2 separate regions of the Homo sapiens genome follow, and region 1 is linked to region 2. The links are chromatin loops, found by intact Hi-C in ENCODE. Cell type or tissue: Caco-2. All regions are shown on one strand. Links, peaks and the distances in the headings refer to the core of each region. The heading gives the core; the rest is flanking DNA. Region 1 has its middle 45 kb from the start of RBBP6. Region 2 overlaps TNRC6A (trinucleotide repeat containing adaptor 6A).

What was found. A loop is a pair of places that touch in the nucleus more often than their neighbours do. Peaks named below come from ENCODE experiments on the same cell type or tissue, not always from the same donor. Only the 100,000 strongest peaks of a DNase experiment are listed, where the experiment ranks them.
Region 1: a loop joins it to region 2, with 4 times the contacts of the local background. A loop is called at or near these places in 20 of 110 quality-filtered maps.

The regions. Positions count from the first base shown.
Region 1 is chr16:24,582,193-24,587,568 of GRCh38, forward strand. No RefSeq gene overlaps it. Among named protein-coding and RNA genes, the nearest start is that of RBBP6, 45 kb to the left of the region's middle. In Caco-2, for the core only: no CTCF peak of the experiment used is centred there; no DNase peak of the experiment used is centred there.
Region 2 is chr16:24,798,145-24,803,520 of GRCh38, forward strand. All of the region lies in intron 11 of TNRC6A (trinucleotide repeat containing adaptor 6A), which reads left to right. Among named protein-coding and RNA genes, the nearest start is that of SLC5A11, 45 kb to the right of the region's middle. In Caco-2, for the core only: no CTCF peak of the experiment used is centred there; a DNase peak (open chromatin) is centred at 2,627.

The sequences.
Region 1 (5,376 bases), core at 295-5,294, 220 kb before region 2:
TTTCCTGGAATTAATATCAACTCCCGTTTCAAAAGTTTGATTTTCTATGGCTCACTGGAAACAAACCTCCTCCCAGGATATTCAAATAAGTGTTCATCAGTTTTACCCTTTTTCTTGGGATATTCCCCTCCAGAACCTTCTTTCTACCTATCTAATAAAAATTGGGGCCAGGCCCAGTGGCTCATGCCTATAATCCCAGCACTTTGGGAGGCCGAGGTGGGAGGATCAATTGAGGTCAGGAGTTTGAGACCAGCCTGGCCAGCATGGTGGAACCCTGTCTCTACCAATAATACAAAAATTAGCCAGACGTGGTGGCACGCACCTTGTAATCCCAGCTACTCAGGAGGCTGAGGCTGGAGAATTGCTTGAACCTGCGAGGTGGAGGTTGCAGTGAGCAGAGATCACACCACTGCACTCCAGCCTGGGTGACAAGAATGAGAGAATCCATCTCGAAAAAAAAAAAAATGGCTGGGCACAGTGGCTCATGCCTATAACCCCAGCACTTTGAGAGGCCAACATGGGCCGATCAGTTGAGGTCAGATTGAGACTATCCTGGCCAACATGGTAAAAGCCTGTCTTTACTAAAAATACAAAAATTCGCTGGGGGTGGTGGCGCACGCCTGTAGTCCCAGCTACTTGGGAGGCTGAGGCAGGAGAATCGCTTGAACCCGGGAGGCAGGTGTTGCGGTGAGCCGAGATCGTGCCACTGCACTCCAGCCTGGCAACAGAGTGAGACTTTGTCTCGGCAACAACAACAAAGATTGGTTGCCCTCTAGACGTACCCCAAAACTGCCTGCTCCTGGGTCTTCCCCTCGCCCTCTCTTCTGCATTAGATCTTTGCCTTCCATCCTGTGTCTTTCTCTTCCTAGGTTTGCTTCCTCATTTGAGGTGGAGGACATGTGCTCTAGTAAGTTACTGCGGAAGGGTACCTGGGAGGTAAAATTTTTCAGAGCCTAAAATGTCACAAATGTTCTTACTCTACCCCGACACTTGATTTATGGTTTGGTTGGGCATAGAATTCTGCACTGGAAATCATTTGCATTCATACCTGGAGGCATTTCTCTATCATAATCCTGCTTCTGGCATTGCTAACCAGGCGTTCAAGCCATTCTGACTCCTAATCCATTTATATGCAATTTTTGCAATATTTTCCCCTCCCAGGATTCTTTGGTAACTTCCTTTTAACCTAGGTACATTTAGAAAATCCAATGTTGTGATGATGACGTTGCGACCCTTTTAAAATATACTTTGCCAAGTGCTCTATGAGCCCTTTCTTTCATGTCTTTCATGAAATTATGTCTTTTATGATTTTCTTGGAAACATTATTTTATTACTTGTGGGATAATACTCTCCATTCCATTTTTTTCTGCTTTCTTTTTTTGGGACTCATTATTTTGATATTAGATTTTCTGGACTGATCCTCTACTATTTTCCATTCTTGTGTTTTGTTTTGTTTTGTTTGACCAGGTTGGAGTGCAGTCATAGCTCACTGCAGCCTTGACCTCCTGGGCTCAAGCGACCTTCCCGCCTCAGCCTCCTGAATAACTGGGACCACAGGCACACGCACCACACCTGGCTAATTTTTTATTTTTTGTAGAAGTAGGGTCTCTCCATGTTGCCCAGGCTGGTCTCAAACTCGTGGGCTCAAGTGATCCACCTGCTTCAGCCTTCCAAAGTGCTGGGATTACAGGCGTGAACCAGTGCGCCCACCCTCCACTCATATTTTTTGTTGTGACGTTTCCTCAACACTTCAGTTCTTTACTTCTGCTGGCATATTTACAATTTCTTTTTTTCTTTTTCTTTTCTTTCTTTCTTTTCTTTCTTTCTTTTTTTTTTTTTTTTGAGATGGAATTTTACTCTGTCTCCAAGGCTGGAGTGCAATGGTACAATCTTGGTTCACTGCAACCTCTGCCTCCTGGGTTCAAGCGATTCTCCTGCCTCAGACTCCCGAGTAGCTGGGATTACAGGCGCCTGCCACTGCACCAAGCTAATTTTTGTATTTTTTAGTAAAGGCAGGGTTTCACCATGTTGGCCAGGCTGGTCTCGAGCTCCTGACCTCAGGTGATCCACTCGCCTCAGCCTCCCAAAATGCTGGGATTACAGGTGTAAGCCACCACGTCTGGCCCATATTTACAATTTCTCAGGGTTCTATTTTTTTATTTCCTGATTGTTCCCCTTTTCATAACATTCTATTCTTTTTCATGGCTATAATAGGACTTGTAAAGATATTCATTTTGTTGAGGTTTTCTTCTGCTCTTCAAGTTAGAAATTTGTGAGATATGACAAGAGAGTTCTATTATAGAGTGATCTGAGTGTACCACTTCACTGAGGATCTTCCCGGCATTTTTTCTTGTGGTTAGTTTCTTCCAGAGGGGAATCCTCCACTCTTTAGAATGGGGATGAAAAACTATAGTATAATTACAAATCCAGCTACCAGGAATTTTTTGGAGCCAAGTAAGCTTCCATTCAGTATATATAGACAGACTCCATCCTGCTCTTTCCAGTACAGCACCCCTATCCACTTGATGTCCTCAAGTCCAGAGTCCTTCTATTCTTTGGTACCCAAAAGGGCTGCATATTTTGGACTACTTAGAGAGCTTTAAGACATACTGAAGGCTGTATACCTTACCCAGAGTTTTTACTTTAATACATCTGGTGGGGTGGTCTGAACATCAGTCTTTTAAAATCTCTCCAGGTGACTCCAATGTGCAGCCAAGGTTGAGAACCACTGCTCTAGTTGAACCTCTCCAGAGAGTAAGCCTCTAACTTCTGCCAAGGTGTGCTGCTTTGTGTTAACCCTTTGGACCTATCTGCATTCTGGCTTTCAGTGTTCTTTTTTTATTATTTTTTATTTTTTGAGACGGAGTTTTGCTCTTGTCCCCCAGGCTGGAGTGCAATGGCATGATCTTGGCTCACTGCAACCTTCGCCTCCTGCGTTCAAGCGATTCTCCCACCGCAGCCTCCTGAGTAGCTGGGATTACAAGTGTGTGCCACCACGCCCCACTAATTTTTTTTTTTTTTTTGAGACGGAATCTCACTCTGTCGCCCAGGCTGGAGTACAATGGCATGATCTCGGCTCACTGCAACCTCCACCTCCCAGGTTCAAGCGATTCTTGTGCCTCAGCCTCCCGAGTGGCTGGAATTACAGGCGTGTGGCATCACACCTGGCTAATTTTTGTATTTTTAGTAGAGATGGGGTTTCACCGTCTTGGCCAGGTTGGTATTGAAGTCCTGACCTCATGATCCACCCGCCTTGGCCTCCCAAAGTGCTGGGATTACAGGCGTGAACCACCGCACCCAGCCTAGAGTTCTCTCTTGCCTGCATATTCTGATTCACTTTAGGCTTCTAGGTTATGAGTCATCTGGTTTTTAGGCTTCTGATTCAGACCTCTGGTTTTCTGGTCAGCTTACCCCTTGTTCACATGAATTTCACCTTTCAAAAATGTGTTGCGATTATTTCCTCTTCTGCTCTCCCTGTTTGTGCCTTGTTTGACCTTTTATTATCATTACAGTGCACTCTGGAGAAGGAAGGAAGAATATTCGATCCACCATGCTTCGCTGGAATTTCTGTCCTACTCCGTGTCATTAACAGTCATGTTAAAATGTCAGCAGGGGGCTTGCCAAGCCAGATTTAGCAAAAATTGAACCTGTAGAACATCAAAGATTTCCCCAAGACGCTGTAAATTTCTAGGCTGCTTATGTTTTCAAGGCCATTCTAGATTGGTTATTTCTGGCTCCTTGATCAACCATATCAACTTAAGTTCTTTCTATAGATTAAGAAAGTTGTCTTTCATTATTTCTTTTTCTTCTCCAACACCACCACCACCACCATTTTTTTCTTTCTTTTAGTGACTCTGATTGTTTGTAGGGTGTAGCTAAGGGATTTGTCTTCCATATACCTTTTTCTGCCTCTCTTTTTTTGTTTTGTTTTTGTTTTTGTTTTGAGATTGGATCTTGCTGTGCCACCCAGGCTGGAGTGCAGTGGCATGATCACACCTCACTACAGCCTCGACCTCCTGGGCTCAAGCGATCCCCACAACCCTGCCTCAGCCTCCTGAGTTACTGGCACCACAGAACGTGCCACCACACCCAGCTAATTTTTTAATTGTTTTGTAGAAATGGGGATCTCCCTTATATTGTTCAGACTGATCTCAAACTCCTGGCTCAACCAATCCTCCCACCTCAGCCTCCCAAAGGGCTGGGATTACAAGCTTGAGCCACTGCGCCCAGCCCTCGGCAAACTTTTAAATCATTTTTTAAGGTTTCTTTCTGTTGGATAAATCATAGTTTATTTTCCCTAATTCAATGATCTTCATATACAGTCTGCCATTCAGTTTCTCCTTTGTGACTTTTCATTTCAAAACCACCTCTCTCATCTCCATTCCGTCTTCCTTTGCTGCTCCTTTTCTAGGACAACTTGATCAAGTTACATAGATGTAGAATCCACTTCAGTCTTGCTGAGAACATAAAACTGACGTTGGCTCTAATTTTTTGTTATTGTTTCTGAGGAATAGATTTCTGAAGGAGAAAGCAACTCTGAGGCCCCACATACTTGTCATTTAAGTTTTTGGTGTGTGTGTGTGTGTGTGTGTGTGTGTGTGTGTGTGTGTGTGTGTGTTTCTAAAGATGAGGTCCTGTAATCCCAGCACTTTGGGAGCCTGAGGCAGGCAGATTACTTGAGTCAGGAGTTTGAGACCAGCCTGGCCAACATAGTGAAACCCCGTCTCTACTGAAAAAAAAAAAAAATTAGCCTGGTGTGGTGGTGCATGCTTGTAATCCCAGCTACTCAGGAGGCTGAGGTAGGAGAATTGTGTGAACCTAGGAGGCAGAGGCTGCAGTGAGCTGAGATCATGCACTCCACCCTGGGGCACAGAGTGAGACTCTCTCAAAAAAAAAAAAAAAAAAAAAAGAAAAAAGAAAAAATAGTAGTAATAAAATTAAAAATAAAAATTAACAAAAATTAGCCGGGTGAGGTGGCACACACCTGTAATCCCAGCTACTCAGGAGGCTGAGGCAGGAGAATCGCTTGAACCTGGGAGGCAGAGGTTGCAGTGAGCCAAGATCACACCATTGCACTCCACCCTGGGTGACAGAGCAAGACTCTGTCTCAAAATAAAGAAAGAAAGAAAGATGAGGTCTTGCTATGTTGCCCAGGCTGGTCTTTAACTCCTGGTCTCAAGCAATCCTCCCGCCTTGGCCTCCCAAAGTGCTGGGATTACAAGCATAAGCCATTTCACCCAGCCTAGTTTTAAAATTACAGCCCTTTTCTCATAGACCTATTTATTATCCATACAGAGGGAGAGCTATTTGACTTTTTATTCTTTTTTATTTTATTTTATTATTGTTATTTTTTTGAGACACGGTCTCACTCTGTCA
Region 2 (5,376 bases), core at 167-5,166:
GATCAGTGGTGATATTAGTCTGATTACTTTACACATAATCCTGCCAAGAGGGAGTTACTCAGATTGGAGGGTATAGTCTTCTTGATTAGGGAACAGCACGTAGAAGGGCCTAGATGTATGACAGACTCTTAAAACTATACTGGAGGAATGGCAAGTCATTCCATAGAATGAGTCAAGAAAAACAGTTTTGGTGGGGGCAGCCGTGGTGGTGGTAGTGAAAGATCACCTGGATAAAGATGCTAGAAAACAAGGTCGGTGCTGAGTCATGAAGAGCTTGGGAATTTGAACTTTATTCTTAAAATATGGGATTAAAGTGAAGCAAGGGAATGACATGGTTTGGATTTATGTTTTAGAAAAATCATCTTGATTATAGATTGAAAATAGGATAGAAAACATTGGCAGCAGGAGATAGAGAAAAGACACTGAAGATAGCAAAACCAGTAGATAGTTGTTGCAGTAGCCAGTAATTATTTCAAAGCTCCAAACCAAGACAGTAGATGGAAATAATCTAATTCCATGGAGACATAGGACTTGGAATCAACAAAAATTGATAACCAGTTTGAACCAATTTGTTAGGCAGGATGAGGGAGAGAGTGTGATGGAAACTTACCTGGACAGTTTAGTAGATGGTATTGTGTTAATCCGAGTCCAGTCAGGAGAAACTACGCAGTAATTTGCTAACAGGAAAAATGTAGTATACAAGACTTTAACAAGGAATTGGAGTAGCAGTAGCAGATACAAGGGGAAGTAACTCAGTGAGGACTGACATAGCATGCCCAAGAAAGAACCCCCTTCCTCTCACTATGGTGCCATGCCAGTAGGAGTGCAGGAAATCCACCCTCTAAGATACCAGTGAAGGCAGGGCACAGGAGAGGTGTCTCATGGGAGGCACTCGCTACGGAGCTACCAGAGGGCATGCTGGTAGATGCTGCCAACCACTGGCGAGGTGAGCATTGTAGGTGCCTTGTTGCTGGCAAAGCTGCTGTGCTGCAGGAGACAGCAGACCAGAACTAAGAAACCAAACCTCTCCTCTTGCACCTTCTATTTACAAAATGTCAGTGCTAGCTGGCGAAGGAAAAAAACCTATAAAGGGCCTAAGTCCATTTTTTTTCACAGAGCAATCCAAAAGGGTAAAATTGGAGCTAGAGGAAATAAGTCAGTCATCCGCACAGATCATCCCAACCCTTTGACTACTCACCTTCCATATGTACTCTTCTGCACGCATTTGTCCGGTACAATGGCAACGCAACTCTGTATTTCTGCTTAACAAGATACAGCTTTCTTTCTTGCAAGTGAAGAAGTGTTCATCCTCTCTCTAAACTGAGGAGATGAACAGCCCCAAGGGTCATTGTATTCATCACTGGCTATATAATCACCCCAGAAATTCAGTCACAGTTTGTTACCTAAAGACTGAATTATAAAACCTAACATGTAATAACTTGTGAATAAGGTAAAAACAGGAAAAAAAATGCTTGGCCTATACAAATTAACACATCCATATGAGAAACAATAGAAAATATGCAAATCTACTACCATTGTTATTTCTGTAATTGCTCGTAAGCCATCATTGGTATCTGTGCCTTCCTCCCTTCACTGCCTATTCTGTACTTAACTCACTTTCAGGTTGAACCTCAGCTGCTCTTGGTTCTTTAGCTGGTGGAGTTAAGTAACCCAAACCTTCATTCACAAAGGATCTGAGCCCCCAGTTGTCCTTGCCTTTTATGGTTGCCATTGTTTTTCATTGGCCTTCACTACTGGGTATGGAAATACTAAGAAGCATCCCAGAGAATCCCCTGGGTTCCCGACAGTCTTCACTGCCTTCATTTCGTAATCACATCAGTTACCCCAGCCAGTAGACTAGTTTTGTTTGTTTGTTTGTTTGTTTGCCTGCTAGTTCATACCTCAAGGAGTGCAAAATGTCCCTGTAGCAGTCTTCATCTTCCAGGGCAGTGGAGCCATTGTTGCGGTTTTTGTTGGAAGCGTTTTCTCTCTCAAGGACTAAATTCTCTAAATCAGCAGTTGTCAGAACAGAAAGTGAGTGTTCTGTAAGTGGCTCATTAGGTATAATTGTGAGAGAAGCCGCTCGCACTTTCACCTTTTGATTCTCACAACTTACAAATTCTAGTAATTGGAGAGACACATACCGCATCCTCCTACGACAGATGCCCACCTTTTTAGGATGTTGTCTCCCAACTTGCTTTGTAACTGATTCTTTAGTAAGCCTATTAATTTGGTTAGCTACTTTCAGGCAATGGCATATATGGTAAGACCAGTTAATTCCATGGGCATGAACACAGTCCTGTATTTCCTCTGCTGTGACATGAGCTCCTCAGTAAGACATGATGGCTGTGAAGAGTGCCGATAGTGGAGAAGGCATCCTGTGAGGCTGTGGATAACAGAAGCTTTACAGGCAACAAAAATCTGTGTCCAGAATGTGAACCTTTTCCTGTTAGGACAAGTTTCTGCCTCCTTCATGGCTCACTGAATGGCACGGAAGTTGCTATGATGTCGTGCTGGTGGAACCTGTGGGAAATCTGCCCTCTAGAGTCCTGGGAAAAGGCATTCATGGAGAGGTATCTCACCGGAGACACTGCAGCACAACTGTGATGTAAGAGGGAGGGGAATGCTGGGAGAAGCTCCCACAGAGTGCTGCTGACCCACCAGGCAATGGAGAAGCTGCAAGGGCTGCCCATGCCTACCAAGTCCACATGCTGGCCCAGGAAGCAACACCCTTCCTCTTGCCCTGTCTCTCGAGCTCCCTCTTCTGACAAAGCCTCAGTACCAGCTGGCTAAGGAAAAAATGTAAAGAGTCCAGATATATTTTCATAGAGCAGTCAAAAAGGGTGAATTTGGAGCTGAGAGACAATAAATCAATAAATGGTCATTATTTGAGTTAAGAAATACAGGAATAGCAGGCTTGATAGATACTGCGTTTGAAGGTGCTCTGAAAACCACCTGGTCCAGTAAACAGTCGAAAATCTGGATGTGAAGCTCAGAATAGATGGGGCTGGTGATATGAAGTGTAATTAATTAGATGTGGATGATAGTGTAAGCTATAGGAATAGTTTGACTAGAGAGAGTTGGAGGATAATGGACCGAAGACAGTCCTGGGGAATAATGGCATTTAGGGGAGTGATCCTAAGCAGAAGTGGGACAAGTTAGAGTAGAATAATTTTTCAGACGCCAAGTGAGTACAGAGTTTTGAAAAGAAAAAACTGATTGTCAGGGAATGGATTTGACAGTGGGGCTCAGGGGTAGTCATTGGTAACTAATGGACCTTACTGGAGGACTGGTGGACTGAGGGGAGATTGCCACATTTGAGTTTCTTTTTAAAGGGATGCAGAAGTGTTGGAGAATGGTTTGTGGAAAAAATGTAACATGCTACTCTCTTTTTTTTTTTTTTTTTTGAGTTGGAGTCTCACTGAGGCTGGAGTGCAGTGGCGCAATCTCGGCTCACTGCAACCTCTGCCTCCCAGGTTCAAGCGATTCTCCTGCCTCCACGCCCAGCTAATTTTTTGTATTTTTAGTAGAGACAGGGTTTCACCGTGTTGGCCAAACTGGTCGCAAACTCCTGCCTGCCTCGGCCTCCCAAAGCGCTGAGATTACAAGTGTTAGCCACCGTGCTCAGCTGCTACTACTCTTTCAAAAGGTATTTGCATAGGCAAAAATAATGTGAATTATCAAGAAGGAACAGCTTGGAGAGAGAGTTAGGAGAACTGGTTGGAATTGGTTACAGGATTAGATGAAGAGAGTGGGGGAAAGAGTTCACAATGGCTAGCTTAGTTGTTATCAGTGAATTATGACATCTTAACAGGGAGAGAGAACAGAGGAGGGAGCTGTGGTAAGGATTATTGACATTCAAGAGAGGGCTCTTAAACAACTGTGAAAGGTGGATTTTTTAAATACCAGATTCATGACTGGAACAGTACTTCTTAGCTACTTTAAGAATTGTTTTCCTTTTCCACTTACCTGGAATGAGAGTAGTAAAGGTAAGTATTATGGTGGTGGCAGACATCTCAAAGAACAGCAGTTGCAAAGAAATGATGGATGAGATTTGAGGATTGAGAAAACGTCAAGAATGAGGAATAGGGAGATGAAAACCTGTGTTAACAGTGACAATGAGGCCGGGCACAGTGGCTCATGACTGTGATCCCAGCACTTCAGGAGGCCGAGGTGGACAGATGACTTGAGGTCAGGAGTTGGAGACCGCTTGGGCAACATGGTGAAGCCTTGTCTCTACAAAAAAATGCAAAAATTAGCTGGGGGTGGTGGTACATACCTCTGGGCCCAGCTACTCAGGAAGCTGAGGTGAGAGGATTGCTTGGGCCGGGGAGGCACAGGCTGCAGTGAGCCAAGATTGTGCCACTACGCTCCAGCCTGGGCAGCAGAGCCAGACACTGTCTCAAAAAAAAGTGACAATGGGACATCGAAATGGATGTGCTTTAGCAGGCAGGTAAAAATGTGGGACTGAGCTCAGTTGTGAAGTCTAAGCAACATGTTTATATTTGGGCATCACTTGAATGGGAGTGACTGCTGATACCCTGATAGTGAATGAAGTCTAAGGAAAGCAAGTTTACAGAGAGAGTCAAAAGACTGAGACCCTGAGTCTACTTTGTCAGCCGCAGAGTATCCCAGCATTGAAGAAGCACCCGAGGTGAGCTCAGCATGGGTAGAGGAAGAGAAACCAGAATGGACAGATGGTGAGGAGGGGTGGTAGAGAGCATTGTCCACTTTTAAAAGATTTGTTGAAATAGAGCAGTAGCTTTTGGGCCGGAGCTGGCTATATCCAGCAAAGATTTTGCAGGAAAAAAGTTTCCAGGAGAGAAGATCATTTTTTATTGCAGAGCAGTCAGAATGAGGAGAGGAGCAGACAGAGCAAAGCCTAAGAGAGGGGAAGATGTTACCCTGTCTGGTGTCCAGTTTCCTCATCTGCTAAAAGGGCGATAACAGTAGAGTTACAAACATTAAATTAGTACACATAAAGCATTCATAGGCCAGGTGCGGTGGCTCACGTCTGTAAATCCAGCACTTTGGGAGGCCAAGGCAGGCAGATCACCTGAGGTCAGGAGTTTGAGACCAGCCTGGCCAACATGGGGAAACCCTGTCTCTACTGAAAATAAAAAAATTAGCTGGGTGTGGTGGTGGGTGCCTGTAATCCCAGCTGCTCAGGAGGCTGAGGCAGGAGGATTGCTTGAACCCGGGAGGCAGAGGTTCCAGTGAGCCAAGATCACACCACTGCACTCTAGCCTGGGCTACAGAGTGAGACCCCTTCTCAAAAAAAAAAAGAAAAGAAAAAGCACTTATAATGGCGACTGACATAAACCAGGCATTTATTAAATGGTGGTTTATCACAGTGGGTGTTGATTGTTTTTATTA